Regions from separate parts of the Homo sapiens genome. Here region 1 is linked to region 2. A link is a loop called in an ENCODE intact Hi-C map of the cell type or tissue named here. Cell type or tissue: HCT116. All regions are shown on one strand. Each heading gives the region's core, and the rest is flanking DNA. Links, peaks and the distances in the headings are about the cores only. Region 1 has its middle 15 kb from the start of LBX1. Region 2 holds the start of KCNIP2 (potassium voltage-gated channel interacting protein 2).

Region 1 (11,724 bases), core at 1,666-9,665, 630 kb before region 2:
AGAGAAACTCCATCTCAAAAAAAAAAAAAAAAAAGGAAAAGAAACAACTGAAACTCCCTCTGCTTATGAGATCAAAAGAACTGGCTAACACTGGTTGGAACCAACATGGACAACTGGAGTCTGCGCAGGATGAACTTGCTGATGGCACCGACTGAATTTCCACTGCATGTTTCATACTAACTCCCCTTGAATTTGCACATGCGACCCATGAGATCCCAGGAAGAGATAACTGCGCATGCCCAGGGACTTTCCAGATCTCCCCTTTCCTTTCACCAATGATCTGCTCATCTCAGAATCCACCCCCTGAACCTTTTCTAATAAAAATACTGCTTTGAAGCCAAGACGAGGAGACAGATTTGAGCTTCACACTCATGTCTGCTTGTGAGTCAACTTGCAATAAAAGCCTTTCTTTTCTCAAAACCTGGCACATTGAGCAGACAGCCCCCTTTGGCTCATAACAATTGTATATGAGAATGATGCAGCTGCCCCGGGGAAGAGAGAAGAAACTGCTAATTTCCCACCAGTATCCATTCCTTCCTTGTTTTGTTAGTATGCCTGAGTTTTGGTTGGGCACATGATCACATGACTAAAGTTTACACTCCCCAGCCTCCCTTGCAGCTTATTGAGTCAATACAACCAAATTCTGATTGATGGTTAGGACGAGGTCAGATGTATGCCACTTCTGGGTTATGACCTTAAAGGAATGGGTGTGTGCTCCCTTTGCCCTTTCCTTCTTCCCACTGAGTGGGAGGCAGACATGATGGCAGAAGCTAGAGCAGCCACTTTGAGCCCACCAGTGGGAGTTACCATGAGCCCCAAACAATGACTGACTATGACTGACTGTAGTAGGTGCTCAATAAATAATTTTGGAGGGTCCTAACTCACTTAATCCTCACAATAATCCTATGAAGTCCAACCAAGTTTACAGGTAAGGAACCTGAGACACAGGTTGAGTAATTGCTATAAGGTCACCAAGGGCAAGATTTGATTCCAGGCAACCAGGTTCCAGAGTCCATGCTTTTAGTGATGACAACATATAGAACAGAGATCTATACACTGAACTGTTATGTGAAAAAGAATAGACACCTATCCCTGTTAGTCTATGTATTGGGGGACCTCTTTGTCACAGCAGCTTAAATATACCTTAACATACCCTCTGTGTCACCCCAGAGGCAAACATAGGTCTCCCCCTCTCCACACTCCCCCTAGGGCCAGTAACCAAGCAGGCAGGCTCCTGGGAGGCTTCTGAGAGGGCTCCCTAGGGGATGAAGTTTCCTAATTGGTTCAATTTGTTTTCACTCCAGACTCTATATTCCTAAAAATCAGAAAAGTCTTCATCCCACTTGGGTCTCCAGCTGCTGAAGTACCATGCACACTCACAAGCCCTCCCTTTCCTCCAACCTAGCAACACAAAGACATGGGTACACACACACTACACCCCAATGAGAAAACAGCCCTTCGTCTCCAAAGGGTAGTGTTTTCTCTGAGTTCTTTAAATTAACTAACATTTCAATAGTTTTGCGGTTTACAAGCTATCGCCATGGAAAAAGGGCCTGGTAAAGTAACCAAGAAATGTTATTAAGTGAAAAAAGTGAATTTCAGAATAGGACACATGCTCTGTTCTTATTTCTACACATATATGCACACATCTATATGTTTGCAAAAATGCAGCTCTGTCTGTGGAAGTAGTGGCTGCTCATAACCACCGTGGGAGATGGAACCGGTCTTAGTATCACCCGCCTTTACAGATGAGGAAACTGGCTTAGCGAGGCTGAGGAACAGCTAGAAGGAGTGAGACCCGTGCTTTGCTCCCCTGCCCCACAGTTCAAAGCCCTGCTCTTTCTATTAGACCTATCTCCTGTCATTCTAAGTCCATGTCACTCTAGCTTATTGTCCCCATAGTCTGCCCAGCTCACTGCTCCCTGCCCCATCTTTGGAAGAAAACCAGGGATGTGGAGGGGGCATCTCTGGGAGGGCTATTCTGGGAGGCCTCACTGTCTGCTTATGATCAGTAACGCTAGGTATTCCAAGGCAGTAGGTCTCACCCCCAGGGACAAAGAAATCCCAATAGCTGGAGACCATGACAGAAATGTACTACAGCTCAGCCTGTGTATTTTTAACACGTTCCCCAGAACTTGATGTGAGTTTCTCAGTGACTGAAACTGATATTAAGTAAGCCCAATTTTTTTTTTTTTGAGACAGAGTTTCCCTCTTGTCACCCAGGCTGGAGTGCAGTAGCACAATCTCAGCTCACTGCAACCTCCGTCTCCCAAGTTCAAGCAATTCTCCTGCTTCAGCCTCCCGAGTAGCTGGGATTACAGGTGCCCACCACCATGCCCGGCTAATTTTTGTATTTTTAGTTGAGACGGGGTTTCACCATGTTGGCCAGGCTGGTCTCGAACGCCTGACCTCAGGTGATCCACCCGCCTCAGCCTCCCAAAGTGCTGGGATTACAGGCATAAGCTACTGTGCCTGGCCCCAATTTCTTTTTGAAGAAGGTAATTGGCATGGGTATTTTCCTTCTTTCTTCCCCCCACAGAGATCAGTTACATATCTTTGGTGGGAAAGGTGAGCTGGGAAGAAAAGCCCACTCAGTGTGGAGCCCTGGGGAGCTGCAAATAAGAGACCCTCACATGCCCACAAGGATGAGCTCTCTGAGGGAGGGGACTGCCCTGCCTGGACTCCAATCTCGGGATCATTCCCCCTTCTGTCTCCAGAGCTCACTGCTCAGGCCAGGAGAAGGTTTCCCTGGGCTTACCAACACCTCTACATCTGGCACTGAAATTCTTGAATAGTCACCAGCATTTGGACTAAAATGTGCCTTTTGCAAAGCACCCTGTGAAGACATTAGCTCATCTGACCCTGAGTGCACCCCCCTGAGACAGGGAATATTATGGTCAACTCACAGATGATGAAACTGAGGCTTCGAGAGATGAAGTGACTTGCCAAAGTCCCACAGCTAGGAAGTTACAGACTTAAGCCCAGGATATCTGATCCCACATATCAGGTGGATTTCCTCATTTGGAAGTCACGCTGGGGAGGAGTAGATGGGAAGGGGAGAGATTCTGCAGTTCTCCCAGAAGAGTCTGGGAAAGGGAAAGAAGGAGAAAGAAGGAGTAGGCTGCTTCATAAAGGGAAGATTCTCAGGCCCCACTGATTCTATTTCAGTGGCTATGAAGTGAGGACCTGAAATCTGTGTTTTCAAGCTCAGACTAGCCAGCCGGGCCCATCAACAGCTCTCCCTTGCTGCCCTCCCATCCTGGGGGAAGGGAAGAGGGACACGAGGTATCCTGGCTCTAGTGCAGTGACTCCAGGGACCCCAAGATGTCCATTCTGGGAGGACACTCTGCCAGGGAAAACTACTTAAGACCCCAAGAGAAAAAGGATGGAAACAGATGGAAGGGGGACAGAGGATCTCCTTCACCTCTTTCCCCACCTAAGGCTTGGGGCTCAGGATTCTCATTTTCCTGCTACTTACAGTAAGTGGAAATTCCCAATACTTGTGGCTAATCTGTGTCTAGGGGGGATTCCCGCTCTCTGGACATGGCAGGTGGGCAAGAGGGGATTGGGGACAGAGTTCTGGGAGACTTATAAACAATCACAGAGCATTGCCTCGAATGAAAGGCTGTCACCAGATCTCAGGTCGCAAGGGACTTTTGAAGCCCAGTACCCCTCCTGTCACACAGTAAGACACAGTACTCCCCTTTCTCTAAGGACAGTCTCAAAATCGAGGACAAAGACCTAAAGCGACCTTAACAGACTGCCTCCTCCCACACCTGCCCAGGGGTTCTTCCCACTCTGATCCTTGCTTCTCCTAAACGTTCAGGGCTGGAGAAGGTCCTGCAGTTGGGTGGGAGCAGGTCTCAGGAGTGGGTCTTGGGTGAGTGTGGCTCTGCAGGGTCAGGAGTTCAGTGTCAAGACATGGTGGCAGCCTGAGCCTGTGTAAGGGAGTGTTTGGTGCACCACAGAGTCAGTACATGTGTATGTCAGGCATGTGAGGGCCCTCATGGGGCATAGAACTTCCTGCTGCACTCACTACCTATTAGGTTTTCTGCCAGGATGTCACCAGAAGCTCAGGGATCTCTGGCCCTTCTAGAAGTGCCAGGCAGGGCTGTCGCCACCTCTTACCACTTTTTATCTACTCTGAACAATTCGCGCAAGACCCATGGACTGAGCCTGGGTTGGCACTCACTCTTCCCCTGACCTTTCCATCTGCAGTGTGCTAGCTGGGGAACGTGGCCCGTCCGTCAGGCCTGATGATCACACTGTAGAGAAAGAAATTTATTTTTATTTATGCATTGTTACATTTATTTATTTATTTATTTATTTAGAGACAGCATCTTACGCCGTCACCCAGGCTGGAGTGCAGTGGCGTGATCTCGGCTCACTGCAACCTTTGCCTCCCAGATTTGAGTGATCTTCCTGCCTCAGCCTCCAGAGGAGCTGGGACTACAGGCATGCGCCACCACACCCAGCTAATTTTCGTATTTTTAGTAGAGGCAATTTCTCCTTGTTAGCCAGGCTGGTCTCGAACTCCTGACCTCAGGTGATCTGCCGGTCTCAGCCTCTCAAAGTGCTGGGATTACAAGCATGAGCCACTGTGCCTGGCCTATGTATTTATTTTTTTGAGACGGAGTTTTGCTCTTGTCACGCAGGCTGGAGTGCAATGGCATGATCTCAGCTCACTGCAACCTCTGCCTTCCTGATTCAAGTGATTCTCCTGCCTCAGCCTCCCGAGGAGCTGGAATTACAGGCGCCCACCACCACGTCCGGCTAATTTTTGTATTTTTAGTAGAGACAGGGTTTCACCATTTTGGCCAGGCTGGTCTCGAACTCCTGACCTCAGGTGATCCACCCTCCTCGGCCTCCCAAAGTGCTGGGATTACAAGCATAAGCCACCGCGACCGGCAATTTCTGCATTGTTACTTTTAAGTGACAAGTAAACATTGTATATATTTATGCTGTGAAATATGATGTATATACTGTGGTGCAGGGGAAGAAATTTCTAACCTCCCAGGTATCCTATCAGCTGGGAGGAAGCTGACCCCACAGCAGGAGGGAAAGAGGTAAGATTAGCACAGAACTCACAGTGCGGGTGGAACTCAGCAACACTGAGTCTCCCTTCCCTGTGCAATCCCATGAAGATCGGAGGAACCCTTGTGCGCCTTTGGGAAAGGGACTTCCTCCCTATAGGCAGGAGGGTAGCTGAGATGACCGCGAGCCAGTTAGAGGAATTTCGCTGCCTCCAGCCCCGCAGCCCGCCGCAGTGCCAAATAACAGACGGCAGAGGGCGCTCCTACCTAACCTTTCCCATGCCGCGGAGGGTGCGAGGACCGGAACTTTGCGAGCCGAGAAAGTTCTGATTTTTTTCCGCAGTGTTCTGATCTTTGCCCGCAGTGTACCGGGGATTGAGCTGGGGGCCGGGCTCGGGTAGGAATAGGGATGAGAGGGGCTCATAAGTAGACCCCCCCCCCTTTTTTTTTTGAGACGGAGTGTCACTCTGCCGCCAGGCTGGAATGCAGTGTGGCGCGATCTCGGCTCACTGCAACCTCTGCCTCCTGGGATTACAGGCGTGAGCCACCGCACACGGCCAGAGAACCCCCCCTTTTTTTTTTTGCTCCCCGCCAGCAGAGACATGGGGTGGTCCCTTCCTCAACCCCACGCCAAACCCAAACCCTGAAACAGTGTCCCGCACATCTGCCGGGTCCAAGTGAGAGTCCCCTAGCCACACCCCTGCAATTCCTTGCGGCCCTCTACTAAAGGCTCCGTTCCAAGAAGTGAGGGTGAGAGGTCGGGCGCGGTAGCTCACACCTGTAATGCGGCAGCTTTGGGAGGCCGTGAGTTATGATCATGTCACTGGACTCCAGCCTGAGTCAGAGTGACAGACAGAGACCCCTGTCTCTATTTTTAAAAAGAAGTCCGGGCACGGTGGCTCACGCCCGTAATCCCAGCATTTTGGGAGGCCGAGGTGGGAGGATCGCTTGAGCCCAGGAGTTCAAGACCAGCCTGAGCTATATAGTGAGACCTCGTCTATACTAAAAGTTAAAAAAAAATAGCCAAGCGTAGTGGTGCGCGTCTGAGTAGTACCAGCTACTCAGGAGGCTGAGATGGGAGGATCGCTTGAGCCTGGGAGGTGGAGACTGCAGTGAGCCGAAATAGCGCCATTGCACTCCAGTCTGGGCGATACAGTCTCAATAATAGTAATAATAATAATAATAATAAAGTGGGGGTGAAGCGTGTTCACTCAGGAGCTTGTAGTTTGGGAGTGGGACCGCGTCAGGATGGCTATCCGGGCTCCGGATGGGTGGGGAAAGGGGTGGCTTAAGGGCGGGCACTGCTGCTGAGCGTCAAGTACCGCTAGGTGGCGCTCGAAGCCCGCGTCACAGAGAAGCGGGGCCTTTCGAACACCTGTGCTCAAGAGGGGGCGGGCTTGGAGACCCGAGAGGGCTGCAGGAAGAAAGAGCCTGGACCCTAGGATCCTCCCTGAAACAGCGGGATGGCCTGGGTACATGGGGCCATTGGGCAGCCATCGTTCTCCGGAGGCTTAAAAGGGGCGAGGTGAAGAGGGGGGCAAAAGCGTGGCAGGCGCTGCGAGGGAGAGAGGAGGCATCCCCCGGCCTTCCCCAGGACCTGGAGGGGTGGGAGACTGTCGTCGGCACACCTGCCTCTCTGAATTTATGGATTCCGTTCTGAGGCTGCTAGGAGAAGAATTCGGGGTCTTAGAGGCCACATTTGGCCCAGGAGTCAAACATACAAGGGCACGCTCATCTGTTTTTCTCCCAGGATACGCGGGTCTGTGTATGAGCAGCTGCTCTGAGCTTGCGACTGGGAGGGCAGAGGGTGTAGACTCCCGCGTCCCGGGGCTCCCTTCCTCGCTCTTCCTTCGGACACCCACAGCAGCTGCTCCTGGGGAATCTGCCCCCAAGTTTCGAGGAACTGCCCCCCAGCGCCCAGGAGGAAAGGGGAATGGGGCTGTAAACGTGTCTAATTCAGACCCGTTATCCAGATCGGAATTAGTTTCTCGCGGACACCTCCGCGCCGCGGGCCATTCTCTGCCTGGGGCCTTTCTTGGACCGATCCATAGGGCCTCGACTGGCTTCCACGGCGCTTGCAAATTAGAGACTCTGATGCCTCAAATTTGTGGGGTCCTGCCTCCAGCTCATCCCCCTCTCCCGAGGCTTGGCCTAAAGGCACCATCCCTGCCACTCCTCACCCCCTGAATTCAGTCGGGGGCCTGTGTGGAGGGAAAGGAAAACCTGGAGAGACCAAGTGGCTGCACTGCCACCGCGCAGGCATGGATCCTGCCTGGCCGCCGTCTGGGAACTCGAGATCCGAGGAGGGGCAAAAGCCGCCGGCGCCGGGGTCAGGCCTGGTGGACCCGAGCTCCTTGGTGAGACCTGGACCCACCGTCTTCTCCTTCAAAAGCACAGGGTGGCAGCGGGGAAAGGATACGTTCCCATTGAAGGGGCGATGGAAAACTGGAATCAGAGACTGAAGGAGGCGGGGCATGGGACCCCGGAAGATGCCTCCCAGACGTTCCAGGCCTGCTTGCCCGGCTCCGGAGGTCTTAGCAGCATCCTCGGAGGTTGCCAAACACCTGGGAAGGGGGTAGGTGGAGCTTGAAAGGACTCTGGGTCTCTCTTTGGGAATGCAAAGTCCCCTCAACTCTCCTGGCCCTCCCATCCGCCCCCCACCCGCGCCAGCGTGTGGTAGCCCCGAGCCTAGCACGCTGAGATGTGGGAAGGTGTGGGTCTGCCCAGTGGGTGGCCCCGACAGAACGAATCCGAGGTCCTGGGAGGAATTGGGAGACGTGAAGAGTTGGGTATCTGCCGCCCCAAGGTGGGGCCATCCGCTTGGCAGTTTCGGCTCTGCGGGCGGCGCGGCCTCGCGCGGAATCTAGCCAGCCCCTGAGAGTCCCCGCCCCCTCCCCGAGGCCCAAGGTATTAGTGCTGCTTGATCAGACCTCATTTCCTGCGAAAATGGAAACATATCCAGGGTCCTTAATAAAGTGAATGACGAGGCTTCGGTGTAATTGGGCTTCCGTTTGGTGGCTATTTCCTTAAACTGAGAGTGGAAAAAAATGTAAACTCACAGCGCTCAGATGTAATTATATGATTATCAAAAGGAGTGCAGGATGGATTAGCCGAGCAACGACCTAGAGTCTGAGAAACGGGCAGGCACAAACGCTTACTCAGACCAAGGGACCCAGAAGTCCCGGACTTCCACACCAGCCCCGCATCCAAGCGCGCGCCTTTGAAACCTTCGGCCTCTCCTGCCAGCCAGAGACCCGCCCTGCCGTTGCCATCGGGACACGCGGGATCTTTATTTATACGCTGGGGTGGGTCTTTTCCTTCCTCGCAGAGGAGGAGCGTCCTCTAAGGCAAGGGGGGTGGGTGCTGGCTACGAGTCCCCTGACCGCCTGCCCGGCCCGCGTGCGCTGGCTGCATATTTCTATGCATAATCCAATTTTCTCCGTGACTATCTAGTTAAACTCTTTAACAACAGCTACATAATTAGAATTTGGATTCCCATTAATTTTCCTTGGGCCTCGAACCATTTGCAGCTCACACTGGTAATTAATGCGATACATCACTAACTTTACCCAGCGCAGGCCGGCCCGGCTCAGGTCGCTCGGCCAGCGCCTGGCGCCCTCGAGCGGGACCCTGACTCCTGACCCTGCTTCCCAGGTGGGAGCCGTTTTCCTCCTTCCAAAGCCAGATGCCTCGGGCCCGCGAACCAAAAGCCTTCTTTCCAGGAAATTTCACAATTAAAAATATTTATCGGGAGCAGATTTACGTTTCTGGGTTTCCAGTCTCGGGGCGTCTGGGTAGGCTATTAAGAGTAATTAGCATCTTTTGCGCATGCAGATTTACTTCGCTCATTGCCACATAACTCATCCCTAAAAGCCGGCGCAGGCGAAAGCAGGCGCCGCCGGCGGAGCCGCTGCCACAGCTACCGCCGCTGCCCGCCCGAGCCCCCCTCCCCTCCTGCGCTGCCCGCTCCCAGTCTCTCCGGCCCGAATTGTCCGCTCCAGGCCCCAGACGCTGAACACGGAACGAAAAGGCTTCCATCCTGGAGACCTGGAGACGAGTGACGCCAGAGCGACCTCGTGCGGTTGGGGAAGGCCCAGACTAGGCTCTCCAGGCTGGGGCCGCGCCGTCTGGACCCCAGGCATTGCGACCACGCATGTGTGTGCACCACCGAGTGGGCGCTTGTGTGTGTGCACGCTCACGTGCGCGCGAGTGCACAGGAGTATGGTTGCTAGTGCGCGTTCCTGAGAGGGCGAAGGGGCGCGTGGAAAACGAGCTGATCACCATCCTCCCCTTCCCTGCAGCCCACCGGTTCCCAGGACGACGCTCAAACGTCAGTCCTAGGCCACCCACCTAGGGCACTGAGTTTCAGAGGGAGACTCGGGCCCCTACCTTGCCTCGAATTCCCTTCTACAGAGCCAGTTCCATCCAGCCAAACGGCCTGGAGCACTCAGCGCCCAGCCGGGGGAACTGGGAGGCCCAACACCCGGCTGCAGCCGAGCGCATGGCTGGCCTGGTACCGGTGAGAGGCCGCCAGAGAAAGCGCAGGCGGAGCCGGGGGTCACTGAACAGAGACTTTCAGGGTCGCTGGGGGGCGGCTGGAGACGATGAGGCCACGCGACTGAAGGGATTGGGGGGTGAGGAGTGGTGGTGGGGGCGGACAAAGGGACAACGTGGCGGTGGACGAACCAGGGCCAGAGAGGGCCGCTGTGGCTCCCGCTCTTCGGGCCGAAGCACCCACCACGGGTTCGTTATTAACGCGCTGGGAAGTCCGCAATCCGCCCAACTTTCTTCTCTTTAATGAGCCTAGAAGAGGCTGCCCTGAAGGGGTTTGTTCATTAAAGATGTAGCTGGAGGAATATTGTCTCATTAATTATCTGGTTTTAATTACACTCCTACCCTTTGAATCCAGAGATGGGAAAAGTTGATTTGGTGGCGCCGCCCCCTTGAGCTTAAAGGGTCGGCCTGGCTAGGGGACCAGGAGGGGCTGCATGGGGACTGCTTGCTCCCGGGAGGGTGTGGGCAGGAGTCTGGTGTATATCCGGCCAAGAATCCCTTTGCGACGTGTCTCCATGCCTGGGTGTGTGTGTATGGACCTCCGTGTGTCTGCGTGTGTGTGACCACGTGCGGCTGAGAGGCCATGTAGACGTGACTTGGGTGTCTATGTGTGCTCCCTGCCTGTGTGTAGTTCTGTGTCTGGGTGTACATATGGGTAGCTGAGTGTGTCTATAGACAGGCCCGAGCAGGGGTCTAAGTGAACAGCAATGTGACTGGGTAACTGTGTCTGTGGTGTCTAAGACGGTGGCTTCCTGCCCGTCAGCTCAAGTGACAGTGACATCTCTGGGTCTCTGCATATATCCCCATGTAGATGAATGTTGTGGGGCGGGGTGGGGGTCCATGGCTGGGGCATCCCAGGAGCTGGACTACTCCAAGGACATGGCTCGGTTTCCAGGGTCCCCAGAGCTGGGACGCCGCCGGGAAACCATGGTCCTGGAGGGGAGGGAGTTATTTGAGGGGGTGCTTGTCCCTGCCTCGTCCCTTGTCAGGCCCCGCGCGGCGCTAAAGCGGGGGCCGTTTTCCCTTTAAATCGCGGACACTTTGACAGGGGACATTAAGGACCCGGCTGCTCAGGCTGAGCAGATCATAAAACCGGACAGGCAATTTCTGCTCCCGCCAAATAGCCGGGCAAACTCGTTCTGCATCTTTGGTTTTAATGCACTAAACTGGCAGCTAAGCAGGGAGCGAGCAAAAGGGGGGTGGGAAGCCCCCCCCCCCACATACACGGGCGCACACACCGGCACAGGCGCAAACACTCCTTCACACCTTTGGACCCCACACCCCGCCCCGGCCCTCCAACACCAGAGGAATTATCAACTAGAATTTGATTAATATGCAAATCGCAGGCAAACAGCTCCATATAATTCTTTCAGTGGAGAGTAATTAATCACCAGTTAAAGCAAATTAATACATATATCAATTTTGTCAGAAACATGCTTAGTTCAATCGCCCGTAAAATTGAAGTTTGAAGTATTAAGAGGCTCTGCAGAAACGCCAGGACTAAAACTTTCAAATTGATCCTATTTAGTAATCAATCAGGCTCTCCCCTCAGGTTAATCTGCCTAATTTTTCATCTCAAATCATACACTTTACTGACACGCCATCTAGCAAACAGTCGATAAAAAGTTAACAAAAATGATAACGACTCCAGCCAGAGCCATTGTGCAGGGCGGGTGGGCGGCCGCGGCTTTGATTGCATTTCGGGGTGGTTGGGGACTTGGTTTTTCACTGGGGCACCAGTTTGGAGGTTCCCCAGACAGTGGAAGCCTCCCTTTCCCACCAACTCTTGTCTGCTACTGGCTGCCCTCTCTGCAAATGGACTCTTCTCAGAACATCAGAACACGAGCAGCATTTCCACTGAAGTCACCTAAACCAGCTAGCCCCTGCCCTACTCCCATGTTTGCATAAACTGTCTGGAAGCCGGTGCCCTGTGTGCTTGTGGCAACTGTGAGCTGTGACTCTGTCACTTGCCTGTATTGTATGTATAAAGTGGGGATGGTGTATATGTTTAACAGCCAAGGTTTATCTGCTTAATTCTTATGTATGCTACTAGCTGCCCATATTTGGGCAGGTTTGCTGTGTCTTATGTGACTGCACTGTGTTTTCCAGGCATCCTGTGTGTCTGTGGGTCACTGTG
Region 2 (11,724 bases), core at 2,418-10,417:
CCTTGGGAACTTTTGGCCAAGATATGGGCCAGAGGGAGGGAGCAGTGACCCGCCTCTGTCCCTGAGAAGTGCTTCCCCTAGACATCCTGTGGCTACTCTGTGCCAAAGGGAAGGGGCAGAGGGAGGAGCTGAGCTTAGGGAGAAGGCAGGGAAGGGCAGGGTGTATGTGCATGAGAAACCACCATCTGCACATGTATAAGTAATCAGATGCATGGGTCAGAATATGTTGTGGTGGCCAGGTGTTTTCCTGTGTGTATATTCCTGTGTTTGTCAGTATGGCAGTGCATATGTCTCCTCTTATGTGTGTCTTTGTGTGCTTACACGTGACTGTGCACCTGTCACAGAGGTGTGTGTTTGGCGTATGGTTATGCATTTTGACTCTTGCGTATATGGGTATGTGAGCTGGGTGTCTATGGTCTGCATGTGTAGGAGTGTGTTGAAGTATTTGTGAGTGTGCATGGGGAGTGAGGTTCCTGTGTTTTAGTAGGGTTGTAGGATGTGGGTCTGAAGTTTGTTAGGTATGGATGTGTTGTATAATTTGGAGGGTGGGTCTACTGTTTTGTCATTGTATTGGCATGGAATTGTATGAGAATAATGGCGGAGAAGGCAGTGACCTCTCCTGCTAGGAGGATATCACCAATATCGATTTGGTTGCCATGGAGACTGTGAGGAGGGAAGCACTCTCTTCCCACAGGCCACAGGCAGTGAAACTGAGGCCCAAGGGAGGGGGGATAAGATACAGTAGTAGCCTAGGCAGAAAAAGGCCACTTAACCCCATCAGGACCCTCTGGGGAGGGGACTTACTGCAGCTGCCTTTGGGGTCAAGAAACCCAAGCTTCTTGGGAGAGGAGGGGGGACTGTGCTGGCTCCGTATGTGGCTGGGACCTCATCCGGGAGATGCTAAAGCCCTGCCTGCTCCTTAGGAACTGTTATTGAGCTGATGGAGAAGCCCAGCTGCTGTAGGAGGGAAATCTGAACCTTCTAAGGGAGCCACCCCTCCCAGCCAGCATCCCCGGAGTCCCTCCCTCCTCTTCCCTGCTTCTTCTTGGTGGGGTGTTTGTGTGTGTAAAGGGGTGGGGAGAGGCCTACAGAGCCAATGAGCCACAAGACTAGGGCCTCTGGGTTAGTAACACCATTACTACCGCTGCTGGCTAACGGTGACTGAGCATTCACTATGTACTAGATAATGCACTATGTGCTTACAGGTGTTGTAACACCGAATTTTCACAATAAGCCTATGAAGGCATACTATTATCCTCATATTACAGGTGGTGAAACTAAGTCAAAGAGAAGTTAAGCAAATCTTCAAGATCAGAGCTTCAATTTTAACCCAGTCTGACTCAGCCTTCACTCTAAACCACCACACTACACTGGCTCCCTTCTTAGAAAGCTGGCCCAGCCAGGAGGCCCAATTTAGGGGGATTGGCCCCAGAAGGAGCCCTCCCTCTTGTCCAGCTCTGGGATGACTGTGTCTCAGCCCAATTTGTGGGGTGGGGGCCAGTCCCTAAGGCCCCAGTCGAGGTTGGCTGATCTGCAGTTCTATACAGCCACCACCGGGGGGCACGCGTCCAACCTCACACAGTACCATACACCTTCCTTCTCCCCGACCTGCCCCATCCAGGGAAGAGGTGGGAAGATGACGCTTCACACAGGCTTTTTTTTCTCTTTTTTTTTTTTTTTTTTTTTGAGACAGAGTCTCGTTCTATCACCCAGGCTAAAGTGCGGTGGCGCTAGCGATTCTCGTGCCTCAGCCACCGAATAGCTGGGATTACAGGCGTGCACCACCACGCCCAGCTGATTTTTATATTTTTAAATAGGGTTTTGTCATGCTGGCCAGGCTGGTCTCGAACTCCTGGCCTGAAGTGATCTGCCCCCGTCGGCATCCCAAAGTGCTGGAATTCCAGGCGTGTGCCACCGCGTCTGGCCTCAAATAGGCTTGGTCTGTTCCACTCCTTTCCCCTAGGAAAAAGTCTATTTAGGGATTGCTTGCCAATCCCTAAAGGTTGGATCAGGAGTCCCAGACCAGCCTGGGCAACATGGCGAAACTCTGTCTCTACAAAAAATTAGCCTGGGCTGGGCAAGGTGGCTCATGCCTGTAATCCCAGCACTCTGGGAGGTCGAGGCAGGTGGATCACGAGGTCAGGAGTTTGAGACCAGCCTGGCCAAAATGGTGAAACCCTGTCTCTACTAAAAATACAAAAATTAGCCGGGCGTGGTGGCACACACCTGTAATCCCAGCTACTTGGGAGGCTGAGGCAGGAGAAGTGCTTGAACCCAGGAGGTGGAGGTTGCAGTGAGCCGAGATCACGCCACTGCACTCCAGCCTGAGCAACAGAGCGAGACTCTGTCTCAAAAAAAAAATAATAATAATTAGCCTGGCGTGGTGGCACACACCTATAGTCCCAGCTACCTGGGAGGCTAAGGTGGGGAGTTTGAGGCTGCAATGAGCCATGATTGTGCCACTGTACTTCAGCCTAGATGACAAAGTGAGACCCCATCTCAAAATAAACAAATAAACAAAGATAATATTTATCCAGCACATTTTGTGTCCTGGATACTTTACATGTAGTATCTCACTTAGTCCTCATAATAAACCTGAGAGGTAGGATCTATTATTCCTGTTTTTACAGCTGACATGGTCAGAGTGAGTGATAGTATACCCATTTTGCAGATGAAGGAATTGAAGCTCCCCGCCAAGATAAGCTCCCTGCTTATCTTGGGAAAAAAGAGTGATTTTTTTTCCAAGATAACAGCTGACATGCTAATTAAGAATGAGTTTGGCTGGGTGCAGTGGCTCACGCCTATAATCCCAGCACTTTGGGAGGCCGAGGCGGGTGGATCACAAGGTCAGGAGTTCAAGACCAGCCTGACTCACATGGTGAAACCCCGTCTCTACTAAAAATACAAAAATTAGCCAGGCGTGATGGTGCTTGCCTGTAATCCCAGCTACTCAGGAGGCTAAGGCAGAATTGCTTGAACCTGGGAGGCGGAGGTTGCAGTGAACTGAGATCACGCTACTTCACTCCAGTCTGACTGAAAGAGCAAAACTCTGTCTCAATAATAATAATAATGATAATAATAATGAGTTGTTTAACCAGAGTCAGTGATCTGTCAGCTCCCTCAGGCAGTCTCTCCAATATGTGCGGGGTGTCAAGGAATCCTAGGGCCTACAGCTTAGTTTAGGTAAGGGAGCTATGGGTAATAAAATCAAAAAGGGTCAAATTCCATGAAACCTTGAATGCCAAGCCAGACTATTTGAATGGAAAGGGGCCCCACAACAGCCCCTTCTTGCTCCCTGCTACTGATAACTTGCAGCCAGTTGCCCTGGACCTGGCCCTGGCCCTGGCCCCTCCTTTTCCTAACTCCCACTCTCAACTCTCAGAGACCTTGACCCAGCCTTGCCAGGACTCATGGTCCTAAATCAGCCAGGCATCCTGTGGCAGAGTCTGTCAGGAGTGAAAGGATGAGTTATTTTTCCAGGCTGTCCCTTCTCCCCACTCAGAGACTTCTCAAGTCCTCGGGTTCAGTGAGAAACTTGCCAGATCCATCCTCCCCAAGCATCCCTGTGCCACGAATTTAGCTCTTCACTCAAAGTAAAATCTCTGTGGAAGCAATTTGGCAGAGTGGGAACTCAAGGGAAAACCATCTCGAGGCATGAGGTGGGCCTTCCCCAGATCCCTCAAATCTTACCACAGAGATATTCCTATCATTTATTTATTTATCTCCCCCAGTTCAAATGTGAGTAACACTGCCTTGTGGGGGAACCCACTCTATGCAACTGTCCCACCTTCCCCAGTTTAGCTTTGTCCCACCCCCCACCGCCACTGTTAACCCAGCCAGTGAAGACCTCAAAGCCCTTCTCTCAGTCCCCCAGACCCACACCATTCCCAGCTAGGCCAAAGACACTGCAGCCCCCAGCTGCATCGAGTGATTAATGACCTCCCTAGACGTTGGGGCTATTTTGGGTCCTGGAAGTCATGCCTGCAATGACTGAGAGCTGGCCCTGCCTGGCTCCAGCCATCTGTCACTGGAGACAGGCCCAAGCAGGGGGCTTGGAGGTTGTATGCTCCCCAGAAGATTTCCAGGTATGGTTCTGGCTCAGGACCATCCATCTACCCTCCTTTTGGGGGACAGATGGCAAGGAGAGGCCACAGGCCCTATCTATACTCCAGGGGCTCAAGTGGATACCCATGGAGAGAGCCAGAAAATGACAGATCTCAGAATGCCACAGGACCAGGTTGTTTTGGTCTGTTTGAGGTCAGGTACAGAGGAGACGTTGCGTTCTATGGGCCCTGCCCAAGCAGTCATAAGGAAATGCAAGTGGAGATGTGCATACACCTCAGCAGTGCCGTGGGATACTCAACAATCCACACCTCATACACTCCACAAATTTCACACCAAGGTACAACCTCACGAAGGCTACACAACCAACTTAGAGGCTCAGGAACCCTCAACCCAGTCCTAAAGTACAGAACTCCAGGTACACACAGTCTCAGTGTCACAGAATCCCAGTGATCACAACCCCAGGGAGACACAGACTCAGCCATACATAGCCCAGTGATGCACAACTTAGTAATGCACAATCCCATTAATACACACTCCCAGAGAGAGAGAAAACAGAGACATACAATCCTTAAGCCACACAAGTCTATCAGTCCCATGTCATGTATGAACTTGCTAGCTGAGTTCATGTTGGTCTAGGCCCATCTCAGGGTTTTTTCCTTCTGGACACTGAACCCTTCATCTTAAGACCCCTTCAGCCAAGAAATGCAGGAAAGGACTGAACTTTTTCCCTGCTCTGCTGCAGGCCTCCTCCTTTCATCCCTGGGAGGCGCCCTGCCCCTCAGTTAAGGCCCCCTCCTCTGCCTTCGGTGAGAAGCCCCGCCCCCTCCACCATTGTGAGGGACCTTGATGCCCCTCTCCTTTCCTCTTTGAAGAGCGCTGTCTTCCTCCTGCTCAGTAAGGAGGCCCATCCCCTGCTCCGCTTCTGTCCAGGATCTCGTCTTGGAAGCCCTTTCCTTGGAGGGATGTTGCTCCCTCCATCTATTTGAGGGGCCCTTCCCTCCCTACCTCTGCGGAGCTCCTAACCCACTTCGCTCACTTTTTGAAGGATCCTGCCCCTCCCTTCCCTTCCTCATCATACCTGGGGACAGCGACCCAGTCACCAGCTGGTAGAGGGATCGCGCTGCCTGCCCCAGCGGGCTCCGGCACCTGCGGGGGCATCGGTTCATGGTTTGGCGGCGAGCTCGGCGTCTAAGCTCCACCCCCAGGCCCCGGGGCGGTCCGGTCTCCGCCCTCACCCGGGTAGGCCCGCGTGGGCGGCGCGGGAGGGCCGGCCCGGCAGGCATAGGATCGAAACCCTGGAGCCTTCCCATGTTCTCCTGGCCGCACGAGAGGAGCTCACCCTGGCCCCATCATGTGAAGCAGCCGCCCCCAAAGTTCCTGGACGGGGGGGGGGGGTGGCGGGGAGGGGCGGCGCGGACTCAGCCTTCTCAGGGAGCATTTTTCTGGGTTCTGGCGGGGAGGCCAGGCAGGCACATGTGGGTTTTGAGAAAAGAGCTGGATGGGGAATGAACCGTATCTTTTATTGCCCCCTTTCAGCCCCCCTTTCTCCGCCTGTCGCACTCCTCCCCGCACCCTGCACCCCGCCCCCACCATTTTGGCATAAAGAGCCGAAGGGGTAAGAGGACAGAGTTGTCATGGCAACTCCCCACACTTCCTGGGCCAATGGAAGAAAGCCAGGAGGAAGGAGAAAGAGGCCAGTGTATTGGGGTGGCAAAGAAGAGGCAGCAGAGTTGTGCCCCACTGCCTTCTGTCTCCTGGCTCCAAATTCCTTGCTCTCATAACTGTTTCTATTTGTGTTTGTCTCGGTGCGGCAGGTTCACAGACTACCACCATACGCTGGCTACAGCCGAATGCTTCGAGAAGAGCCCCCCCCGCACCCCCCCCCCACTTCGGTCCCGCTGCGCCCCTTTCCTGGACTCCGGACTCATCTCTATCAGGTTAGACCCCAAGTAAACACTTCCAGGACTCTCTAACGCCTTAAAATTCCTGGGAAAGCCTACGGGAGAGATATAGTCCCGCTCTTTCGACTGGGATCCCGCATGATTGGTTGAAAACCCTACATTTAAGTGGTGAGAATGACCTCCTAACTCTGGGCAAATCTTGTCCACTTGACGGCGACTATCCCCACCGCAAAGCAGCTCCGTGCGCATGGCTCCTCGCAGCCACACGGGGGCGCCCCCGCCCCGGCAACAATACTCAGGGCCGGAGGGACTCCACTGAGATCCCAGTCGGGGGACCGAGCTCAGGGCTAGCCAGCCAGGCTCCAACCCTCTCCGCATCTTCTCTTGGCCTTTCTCTCTTCCGCTCAGACAGGGCCGCTGCTAAACGCGGCCTTTCCCCTCGGAACCGCACTGCCCAGCGGCCCCGCCGGGCTGGGAAGACCTGAGGGATTAGACAGGGGTCCGGGCGGGGCTCGGACTGTTTTTTGTTTTGTTTTGTTTTCCTAAAGAGTCTCTCCCAGCTCCCTTTTGAGCTTGGGGTGGGAGTGGGGAAGTAAAATGTTCGGAGGTACCCAGGATGCCCTGAGGTGTAACTTTCCAGCTGCTTCCCTGCAAGCCTGATGGGCCGGGAAGACGGGAGCTGCAGACTACCCTAAATCCGATCCCAGGAATCCCAACTGCAGGGAAGGGGAGGCGAAGCCTGGCGCGCGCTTCAGCACCGCGGACAACGACTCCCCTTCATGCTTCAGCTTAGGCATCTCTCAGCGCTCAGAGCTCAGCGCCGCCCGCCCGCCCGGGAGTCTTCGTTGACACTGGCGTCCCAACCCGATTTGTCTCCCGCTATAAAATAAGCCGCCCTTCGAGAGGAGAGCTCCTGGTAGTCCTATTTCTACTTTCCAAGTCGTGTGTGGAGCTATCTACAGCTAGGCTGCTGTAGACCCGGACCACAATTCTTGATACTTGTCAACATTTGACCTTTCCATTTTCCTTGGGAGGTAGGCAGGCAGGCAGGAAGTAACATTCCCTTTTACAGATGAGAAAGGTGAGGCCAAGAGAACAAAAGTCACATAGCTGGTACACTTCCATTCCTGACTGAACTGGGGCAGGGCATCTCCAAATACAAATGCTTCCCCCACCCAATCTCATTCAAATAGCCAAGTGGGGAAGGGATGGTTTCACTAAGGGTGAGAACCCATTAAAGCTGGAAGCAAACACTGACTAATGTGATACTATTGAAGGCCCCTAGGCCCTTACTACTCTCAAGAATCCTAAGCTGGTGATGGGAACAGAATTCATGGAAGAGCTGGACAGTGGGTCCTTTGGATTCCATCCAGCTCTGAGGCACATCTGGCATGGTCTCTCATCTGGGGCCAGCCTGAGTGGCTCCCCTGATCCTGACTAGGGCCTCCCTAGGGACAGTGATGGGGGATGGGGGAAGACACATGCTCAAGGCACCTCATCCTAGTCCCCTCCCCCTTCCCAGGTCTCAATCTCACTCCCCTCAGGAAGGACAAGGATCATGGCCTCCCTCCACCTCCCCAGCTTTGTTTTGGCCTCAGGGAGACAGCCTCCCTCCTCCCACTCTGCTGGCTTTCTAGAGCAGGCTGCACAATGAGAGACACAAACACATACATGGAAATGTACCCAGGGTGACACAGTCACCTACACAAACACATGGCTCTTCCTACCAAACCCAGGAACATGCACATGCACAGATGTACTGGCCTCACATACCTCCCCATGTGGGAAAGAGAGGATGCCCGGGCAGCCAAGTGGTTTGGTGGACATGCAGGACACCACATGGCACTTCCCAGGCCTAGAGCTTCTAGCTCTGTCTCTGGAGGGGAAGGAAGAGGATGTGTTTTCCTGGGGTTTGAGTGAAGTTCTGAAAGGTTTGTTGGGGGTTGAAGGATTCAGTTGTAAGAATAATCTCAGTACATGATTTGGTGTGGGGAGAGAGGGCTGACCCAGCACTAACTAAAGCCTCCCTACAGGGGCCAGGTGCTGGAGCCATAAGGTCTCTTGGAAACCAGACTGGGCAGCTGAACACTAAAGTCCCTCCTTGGGTCCACCTGGGCTATTTGTGGAAAAATTGGTGAAGGAGTGGGGTGTACTAAAGACCCCTATCTGTACCAGGAAGCCAGAGAGGCAGCAGGGATGAGACACGTCATAGACACTCACAGAGCCCCGCTGCAGACATCACCACATGAAAGTACACAACTAGCACTGAACACTAATCTCACAACCACAAAACACAACACAACCTACTTTAACAAATTCTTGCCCAGAGGGCTTATGGTCATGAAGGCTTACAAAGAGACAAGCCACCCTAAAGTAGAGCCCTGACACATTCTGGTAGTTACACACCACTTCATACAGAATTACACACTCACAACACATCGTTGCACATAGAGACACATGGTCAAAACAACTTCATCAGTACAACCAGGGTCCTACGCAAACTCAAACATCTGACGAGACCATACAATTGCACTGCCACATACAATCACACTCACCCTAGCTGTCACCAAGCCCAGGGCACATGGCAACCAGCTGTGGGAGGTGCGCGCGCACACACACACACACACACAGAATGACAGGTGCTCACGCACGTAACACCTCCCACTCCAGACACCCTCTCAGCCCTGTGTCACATACGCCCACACCTGCTGCCTCTCCACACCTGCCTCTTCTGTTCCTCCCCAACCCCTGCGGGACCCAAGGCTTTGAACCCCCAGTGTCCTGCCGCCCAGACCGGCCATAAGAGTGCCTGGGAATGGGGCAGAGTGTGGGTGCGGGCCAGGCCGGGGTCGGAGAGGCGGAAGGGTCTGGAGGAATGGAATCCACCCTCCCTCCCGCGACCCCCACGTCACTGACTCACCCGTGAGCTGGTCGTAGGAGCCGTCCAGGTCTCGGGAATCGGACAAACTCTCCTTGCGGCCCTGGCCCCGCATGGCCCCCGGCGCCCCGCTCCCGCCCGGGCCGTGGGAGGGGGCGCCGGGTGGCCGGGATAGGGCGCTCACACGGCGCCCCCTGGCGGCCTACTGTGCTGTCGGGGCTGGGGAAGTCCGGGCTGAGGCTGAGTCTGGGAATGGGCCCGGGGTCTGAGGTCTACCCGGAGGTCCTGGAGCAGGAGAGGGAACACTAGGCAGCAGGTGAGCGCAGAGCCGGAGGCAGAGCGGAGCTGAGCGCGGAGCCGAGCCGAGCTGCCTCTCTCCTCCCGCCCCCTCCCCGCGGCTGTCACCGCCTCCTCCCCTCTTTGGCGCTGCCGGGATTGGCTCCCCCTACCCCCGCCCCCCACCCTTTGCAGCCCGGGGGAGGCACCCGGTGAAAGGGTGAACTGCAAAGTGCGGGGAAGGAGACTAGCTCCCCAGCAATCTGCCCCTAAAGCAGAAGTCACGGGGCTTGGCGGGGGGGGGGGGTGGGGGAGGAGGAGAGCGCGGGACAGAAGAGCCCCACTGAGAGGAGGAAACCCCGCCCCCAATTCTCAGGCACCCCGTCCCCCTTCGTCAACACAGTTCTGGCTGAGGCAGAGCCTGGGGTATCATATCTGAGTCCCCGCTCCGTTTGTCTCCATGTCAGCCTGTATTTTCTCTGTTGTTCCTCCTCCCGTGTATGCGTCTCTCGTGGTCCCAGACAGTCCCCACCGTGCTTAAAGCAGGTTAGGGATGCAAAGGAAGAGTCAACCCAGCCTCTAATATTAGCAGGCTCATCGTGGGCCAATGGACTACTGTTTCATCTTCTCTCAAGTTCCAGAAGGACCCCAACTCTCACCCACTCCAGGACCCCGTCTCTGGAACCTATTCACTCTCAGGGTGCCTCCTTCACTGATCTAATGAACCCCATAGGCCGACTAGGAAGATAAAAAAACTAGTGAACCAGGTCAGTTTCTCAAGACATCCTTGCTCTTTTGTTCCTCCCCTGCAGCAACTTTTCTGCCCTTCTCTTTTGTCACCTGTCCTGTCCTAGATTCCTTGTTTTCCAGCAGATATGGGGAGCAACTGACAGGTTTGGGGATCCAAGTCAGGATACAGAGTAGGAAAGAAATGCCCTTGTTATGAAACCCCTTCCTTAAGATTAGCTCCTTTCCAAAGGCAGGGCTAGCACGGAAGCTGGGCTGCCTCATCTCCCAGGAATGGATCCTGAGTGTTTTGAGCGTCACAGGTCTGACCTTCCTCAGGATGCTTCCTGGGCTCCACACCCAAAAGCCCCCCAACCCGTTGCTATGAGGATGAGGGGACCTTGTCTGGTGGGTCCAAAGGAGTGACCTGTTAAGACCAAAAACTTTAAAGTGACTCAAGCACACTTAATCTCTTCAATTGGCTTTAATTTCCAACCACTTGATTTAATCAACCCAGCAGGAATTGTGGCGGGAGTTCAGGCCTAAGAGGGGGACAAGTGGCTGAGGGTAAGATTGTCTTTAGGAGCAATGCCCTGCGCTTGGATCTCCCTTGGCTCTGGAGGAGGCTCCACAGACCTGGTATAGAGGCTGGGCATAGAAAGTGCTTGGGCAGCTCCTGTTAAGGTTGATTTCCAGGAGAGAATGGGCACTCTCGTTTGGAGTTCTGGGATAGGTATATGTGAATAAACTGGTCAAGAGAAGGGCCTTTACAATGGAGGGCAAGGAGCCCTCTGCTTAGTGCCCCATGCCCTAGACCTGTCCTCATTCACTTGGAGGAAAGGCTGGCAGGAATCCGTAAGTGGCCAAATGGGTTGGCTTGCCTCCTCAATACCACTAAGTTTGGAGATAAGGGAACTAACTCTCTTCTCCCTCCTTCTACCCAGAGGACAAGAGAGGTTACAGCTCTCCGAACCCAACTGACCTCTACTAGGGCCAGGAGACTCAGAGGAAGGAGGAGAGTTCACAAGGGCAGGTAGGGGTCCCCTAGCCAGATGGCAGCAGCACCTAGGAGATTACCTTACCTCTATCTTTGAGGAATGAGTCTGGGCAACAGAGATTAAGGAAAAAAAAAGCAACACTAAAGACAGTCCCACACAAATCAATTTTTAATAATTTCAACTTGCCACCAGCTCCAAATCCAGCTGCCTTGGGGATTTATCACCAGGGAAAACACTAAATGCCCCAGGCTGAGCTATCCATCCAGTGATCAGATGACCCAGCCTGTGATCTCTTAAGAACCTACATCTACACATGGCAGCCTGTTAGTGGCTTCTCTGGAACTAGTGCATAGCTGCTCAATGTTAGAGCCAGAACTCTGGTTCCCAGGGAGGGCGAGTATCCCAAAGAGATTTGAGGTTAAATGGATGGCAGTCCAGGTGGTCCCAGACATGCTCTCACTGCTGAATTCCTGCACTTACTCCTAGAATATACCAGTGCTGTTTGCTCCCGCCATCCTGAGGGCTTTAGAAAGTGCTTTAAAAAGGGAGGATCTCGAAGCAGCAGCTATTTCAGAGGCAGCTGTTGGGAAAGCCTATAGTGGTTCCATGGAGGCTATCCAAGGGAGGAACCACAAGCCAACTCCCCATAAGTCAGGAGATTTGCCTGTGGCCCCACCCAGAATCTGAGCGGACAGAATGGAGGCCTTATGCATGATGCTCACCTGGCCTGTTTCAGATGGAGGGCACCCTACCCCCAGAAAGTTCTCTCCCTCCCAGGCACTAGACCATGACAGGAATAGATTCCTCCCCAGAGGAAATTCTCAGGCAGGTTGGATGTAAACAACAGCAGGGTAAGGGGGTGGAACACGTGGAGGGGAGC

What was found. Hi-C counts contacts between places; a loop is a spot of excess contacts. Peaks named below come from ENCODE experiments on the same cell type or tissue, not always from the same donor. Only the 100,000 strongest peaks of a DNase experiment are listed, where the experiment ranks them.
Region 1: a loop joins it to region 2, with 5 times the contacts of the local background. A loop is called at or near these places in 4 of 110 quality-filtered maps.

Annotation. Positions count from the first base shown.
Region 1 is chr10:101,208,529-101,220,252 of GRCh38, forward strand. No RefSeq gene overlaps it. Among named protein-coding and RNA genes, the nearest start is that of LBX1, 15 kb to the right of the region's middle. RefSeq lists enhancers at 6,180-6,249, 6,260-6,309, 8,160-8,751, 9,344-9,935 and a silencer at 6,410-6,459. In HCT116, for the core only: CTCF peaks have their summits at 5,276 (motif pointing right) and 6,373 (motif pointing right); DNase peaks (open chromatin) are centred at 5,283, 5,793 and 6,363; H3K4me3 peaks cover 1,688 bases; H3K27me3 peaks cover 318 bases.
Region 2 is chr10:101,834,610-101,846,333 of GRCh38, forward strand. It overlaps KCNIP2 (potassium voltage-gated channel interacting protein 2), which reads right to left and starts at 9,191. Exons shown (of 10, transcript NM_173191.3): 1 at 8,887-9,191. The coding sequence starts at 8,959. ARMH3 (armadillo like helical domain containing 3) reads right to left here. Exons shown (of 26, transcript NM_024541.3): 26 at 10,990-11,724. RefSeq lists silencers at 1,383-1,677, 1,507-1,636, 5,228-5,417, 9,164-9,413 and enhancers at 1,383-1,677, 1,847-2,347, 8,703-9,208. In HCT116, for the core only: CTCF peaks have their summits at 6,230 (motif pointing right) and 9,049 (motif pointing left); DNase peaks (open chromatin) are centred at 5,322, 5,701 and 6,192; H3K4me3 peaks cover 1,803 bases; H3K27ac peaks cover 1,353 bases.